Linked DNA regions of Homo sapiens: region 1 is linked to region 2. The links are chromatin contacts, found by Hi-C in ENCODE. All regions are on one chromosome and are shown on one strand. Each heading gives the region's core, a stretch centred on a gene start or an enhancer-like site at or near the end of the contact. The rest is flanking DNA. Distances are from core to core; before and after follow the strand shown. Region 1 overlaps CRTC1 (CREB regulated transcription coactivator 1). Region 2 has its middle 44 kb from the start of HOMER3.

Region 1 (2,700 bases), core at 79-2,578, 220 kb after region 2:
GGCTGCCTCCTGTTCCCGGCTCTCGCTGACTGTGTGCCCTGGGCAGGTCCCCTGGCTCTCTAAGCCCCTAAGTCTGCAGCCCAGCAGGTCTGGCCCACCTCTGGGGGTGGGGACTGAGTGAAGGCCATCTTGCTGGTAGCCCAGGCTCCCAGCATGGCGCAGTCACTATCCCTGCCCTGCTGCAGGACAAACCTGCCTGGGTTATGCCATCTGAGACCTGCAAGGGGCAGTCACTTCCTCCACCTGCTCGAGGGACGAAAGGCCCGGGCATCTCACTGCTATGACCCAGAACTTTCAGAGGCAGGTCGGGCCAGGCCAGGCCCCGGATTCAGACCACTCTCTTGTCCTAGCACGGCCCAGCCATGCTGTGTGCCTGCAGACAACTTGCCTGACCTGTCTGAGCCAGTCACTGAATGAGGCCCAGCCTGACCGGTCCAGGGCCTATAATTGCTGTCTCCCCCATGTCCTTGGTGGCGCCTTCTGGGCAGTTTGGGGTAGGGCTTGAGTCCAGGTGGGGCGGGGTGGGGTAGGGCGGGGGGTGGCGGTGAGCTCGCCTGCGTGGGTGATGGAGGTGCCAGCACTGTTACTTAGGGATGGCTGACTTGGGCCTTCCTGGAGTTGGAAAGGACAAAGGGATCAGAGGGAGATTCTCATTTGGGTGAGTCTGTGCAAAAACTCAAGAGTCCCCCCTCAACCCCAGGAGGCTAGAAGTCCTTGAAGTGGGGGCAGGAAGCCGTCTTTGTTGTGTGAGGGTGCTGGACATGGACAGCCTGACCCAAGAGCCCTAGAAGGGCCGTCCCTGCACCTGGCCCAGACACCCTGTGACTCCAAGAACCACCCAGCTCCAAGGCGAGGCCCCACCTTGGGAGCCTCCCCCAGGACCTGCTGTGTTTCCACCAAAGAAAGGACTTGGGCACTCTTCCACCCAGGGGCCGTGGGTGGTCCCCTCCGTGAGGTCAGAGCAGCTTGGGAACATGGGTGTCTACCCACAGGCTCACCTGCCTGCCCCACCCAGCTCAGGCGGCTGTTCTTTGCAGAGCACACAATGTTTGGAGGACATTTAGCCTGGGGCTGGCAGTCGGGGTCAAGTGGGAGGACTCATTGTGCCCGGAACACAAGTCCCTGTTTCCCTGGATGTGGCCCAATGCAGCTGTTTGCCACCCAGCCCGCGCCGCTGGAGCAAGCAGGTGGTCTGGACAGTCAGGAAGGTTTGTGGGTACAGGGTTAAAGCCCAGCCTTTGTCTGCCTGAGCCGGCCCTAGGCAGAAAAGTCCAATGGTCTGAGCTGCAGCCCCCAGCCCTGGGCCCCAGGCGCTGTGCCCAACGGGCTGCCGCCTCTTGGACTGGCCTCGTCTTTCCTTCTCTGATAAGCTCACGTCATCCCCGGCCCCCGGCCTGCGCCCTGGCCCTGAGAACGCCGTACTCTTCTTGCCTCCTAGGAAGCCTGGCTTCAGGTGGGAGGGGCCAGAGAGGCCAAGAAGGGGTGCTCGGCAGTTAAACATGGGGTGGCCCACCTTGGGTGGAATCTGGGGCCAGCCACCTGCTCGTGCCTCAGTTTCTCCATCTCTACAGGGAGTGACAGTCTCAGTTTGATTCCAAGGGGTAGCCCCGTGGAGAGGTGGGCCCAGGCAGCGTTCGCTGGGGTTCTGACCCCTGGCCCATGCAGCAGGTAACCCGACTGTTCTGCAGCCCCCGGGCTGTCCTCTACAAGACCCCCAGTCAGGCCCCGAGGGACCCCACCCTGGGCTTACCGAGGCGATGTCGATCCCCATCGATGGCTGGCCAGGGTTCTCTGGGGGGGACTGGGGGAGAGAGGACGGTACCGTGACTGCAAGCGGGGGCGGCTGTGGCCCACGAGTCAGGCTGGCGCTGGGCAACAGGGGGCCACCAGGGGGCAGGCGGACGGGCGCCTGTGGGGGTGGCGGGGGTGGTGGCTGCTGGGACGCGGGTGGAGGAGGCGGCGGGGGCTGGGGCTGCGGCGGTGGCTGCTGGGAGCCCGCCTGGGTGAAGAAGGCGTAGGGCAGCTGCTGCTCCAGAGACAGGGCGTCCATGGCTACAGCCTGCAGGAGAGGAGAGCGTCAGGCAGGGCGGGCCCTGGTTGTCAGCGCCTGGCCCCCTCGGGCCCCCATAGCCTGGCATGCTCAGCAGGCGAGGTGGAAGGGCCCTGTGATCACAGGCAGCCCCTGGGCTGGGTGCTCCTCACGATGAGGGAGCCCAGGCTAGAGAGGGTGGGCCTCACGCAGGGCCCCAAGGGGGTCAGCTGGAGCTGGGCAGGACCTGACCTCCTCCAGCTTGTTGTGCCTGCACCCGCACTACATGCCGTGCAGCTCAGGCCAGTCCACCAGCTGCAGGGCAAGCCCAGGATGGCCATCCCTGGTGGCTCAGTGAGCAGCCAGCTCCCAGCCCCTGTGGGTGCTGCGGGGAAACCTCAAGTGATCCACTGGCCTTGCCTTCCCAAACCCCCCCGCCCAAAGCCTTGCCCACTCTGGGGATGCTGGAGAGGCTGGGGTTGCTGGAGATACCAGCATGGCCCCTCACCAAGGGCTGGCTCAGGCCTTCGCAGAGCTGGAAAGAGGAAAATCAATAAGAGGGAAGTGTGTGACGTTCACTGTCTGTGTGGAAACTCACAGCCAGGGGCTACCAAGCTGACAGTCCTTGGGAAAGGTGGGGTCCCTGCCCTCTAAGAAAGGCTGAGCGTGCC
Region 2 (2,700 bases), core at 67-2,566:
TGGCCAGGTGTGAAAAGGGGAGCGTTAGCCTCGAGATTTCAGCTTCCACGCCTTCATGACTTGCTTTTGCCAGGAGGAAAGCAAACCTTAAGAATTTGAATCCTCAGTCCTAACATGTCCTCTCTGTGCTGTGTAACCTGGGGCGGGTGATCCACATCTCTGAGTGTCAGCTTCCTCATTTGCAAATGGGGAGAACAGTAGCATCTACAGAAGGGTTCTTAGGAGCAGCACCCGCATGCTGTGAACTCAGACATCGCTGATCTGTTTCCATTGTTCTGTGTCAGTGGACCCAGTCCTTGAGGCATCCCATTGGCTGACTCCTCCTCCTTAAAACAAAGGCCAGGCGTGGTGGCTCACGCCTGTAATCCCAGCACTTTGGGAGGCCGAGGCAGGCAGATCACCTGAGGTCAGGAGTTCGAGACCAGCCTGGCCAACATGGTGAAACCTCGTCTCTACTAAAAATGCAAAAATTAGCTGGGTGTGGTGGTGCATGCCTGTAATCCCAGCTATTCCGGAGGCCGAAGCAGGAGAATCGCGTGAATCCAGGAGGCGGGGGTTGCAGTGAGCCGAGATCGCACCACTGTACTCCAGCCTGGGCTACAAAAGCAAAACTCTATCTATAAATAAATAAATGAAGTTTCCTGAGTCCTTACCTAGACCCCATGACATGATGAAAGGGCCTTGACTCCAGTGTCCTGGTCACAACGAGTGACTTTGGAAAATTCACTTCACTCCCTGAGGCCCCAGCATGCTCATCTTAAAATAAAGATGTTCCAAGCTGGGCGTGGTGGCTCACACCTGCAATCCCAGCACTTTAGGAGGGAGAGGAAAGAGCACTGCTTGAGGCCAGGAATTCAAGGCCAGCCTGGGCAACGTAACAAGACCCCATCTCTATTAAAAAAAAAAGAAACCCTAGCCGGGCATGGTGGCACATGCCTGTAGTCCCACCTACTTGGGAGGCTGAGGAGGAAGGATCACTTGAGCCCGGGAGGTCAAGGCTGCAGTGAGCTGTGATTGTACCACTGCACTCCAGCCTGGGTGACAGAGTATGACCTTGTCTCAAAAAAAATAAATCCATTTGCAAAGTGTAGCATCATTTTTGTAAAAATCTTGTAAAATGTAGACAAGCCCCCCGTATATGGCAATGTTGGGCTGTGTTTCAGCACAAAGATGGGTCTACTCCAAACCGGCCACGTGGTAGGGAAGCGTGTGGGGTCCGGGCAGGGGTGCCACCCCCCACCAACACCCAGCCATGTGCCTCCTTACAACCAGTTTGAAAGGAAAATCCACTGAAGAATGTTTAGAGGAAGTAAAAACAGCAAAGCACTTGCTGGCAGCAATTGTCGGCCTTTGTTTCGGAGGCAGCTGTGGTCTTAGGAGAAAAAAGGATCAGATTTGAACCAAGACAGTTTCTTCCTGTGTCAAATGGGGAAATAAGCCTGGCTTCCTCCCAGGGCCATTGTTCAAAGGCTGCTGTGAAAAACCCTCTGACATCTCCTTGGCAGAGGCTCTGATCGGCTTTTTACATCTTGTCTGTTCACTCATTCATTCATTCATTCATTCACCACACATTTTTATTTGTTGGTTTTCGTTTTGAGACAGGGTCTTACTCTGTCGCCCAGGCTGGAGTGTAGTGGTGCCATCTCGGCTTACTGCAACCTCCACCTCCAAGATTCACGCAATCCTCCCACCTCAGCCTCCTGAGTAGCCGGGACTATGGGCACGCGCCACCATGCCCAGCTAATTTTTGTATTTTTTAGTAGAGAGGGGCTTTTGTCATGGTGCGGTGGCTCATGCTTGTAATCCCAGCACTTTGGGAGGCCAAGGCAGACGGATCGCTTGAGGTCAGGAGTTTGAGACCAGCCTGGGCAAGACGGCAAAATTCCGTTTGTACTAAAAATACAAAAATTAGCCAGGCATGGTGGTACACACACATAGTTCCAGCTACTCGGGAGGCTGAGGCGAGAAGATCACTTGAACCCGGAAAGTGGAGGTTGCAGCGAGCCGGGATGGCGTCACTGCACTCCAGCCTGAGTGACAGAGTAAGACTCTGTCTCAAAAACAAACAAAAAATTTATCATCATTATCATTATTATTTTTAAGACGGCATCTCACTCTGTAGCCCAGGCTGGAGTACAGTGGCATGATCATAGCTCTCTGCAGCCTTGACCTCCTGGGCTGAAATGATCCTCCAGCCTTAGCCTCCTGAGTAGCTGGGACTACAGGCATGTATCACCATGCCTGGCCTGATTTACACCTTTTAAAAGAGCAGTCTGGAAGGGCAGGGCAGGAATGAAAGCAATTCTGAACTGTTCCATCTATACCCCTCGGTTCCAGCCCCATTTAATGGCAGGCACCTGTGCAGGGTATCAGGGCTACCCTGGGCTGCTGGAGCACCCTTTGCCTGAATGCCCACTGGAACCAGAAGTGCCTGGAATTGACATTCCCCAGGGTAACCCTGACAGCTGACGAGGGTGGGGTGTGAATAACCTAGCCAAAAGACACAGAGACATAGACCCCGTGTGCTGGCCAGCTATTTGGTAAAACAACCATTCTCTGGCAGTTGTCTGAAATGTGGCCTTAGACAACGTTGTAGGCTCCGTCTCAGCCCCGAACCCCATGGAGGTCACTTGCAAGGAACCCAGAGCAAACCTGTCCTTTCTGGCTTGGACGTCCCACCTGCCTACTCTAGAGCCTTTG

The links. Hi-C counts contacts between places; a loop is a spot of excess contacts on that map. Pooled maps may share reads with other maps.
Region 1: a loop to region 2 is called in a map of K562, with 5 times the contacts of the local background. The contact joins two enhancer-like sites. A Hi-C loop is called at or near these places in 3 of 168 maps with a recorded cell type or tissue (K562, MCF 10A and mammary epithelial cell), 1 of 37 single-sample maps with no recorded cell type and 5 of 50 pooled maps.

Annotation. Positions count from the first base shown.
Region 1 is chr19:18,767,844-18,770,543 of GRCh38, reverse strand. CRTC1 (CREB regulated transcription coactivator 1) reads right to left here. Exons shown (of 14, transcript NM_015321.3): 10 at 1,751-2,059. Among named protein-coding and RNA genes, the nearest start is that of COMP, 22 kb to the left of the region's middle. RefSeq lists enhancers at 1,063-1,939, 1,940-2,700. Within about 2 kb of position 1,328, at least 2 of the 41 ENCODE cell types and tissues checked have a DNase peak (open chromatin) inside an H3K27ac peak, as active enhancers do.
Region 2 is chr19:18,984,132-18,986,831 of GRCh38, reverse strand. No RefSeq gene overlaps it. Among named protein-coding and RNA genes, the nearest start is that of HOMER3, 44 kb to the right of the region's middle. Within about 2 kb of position 1,316, at least 6 of the 41 ENCODE cell types and tissues checked have a DNase peak (open chromatin) inside an H3K27ac peak, as active enhancers do.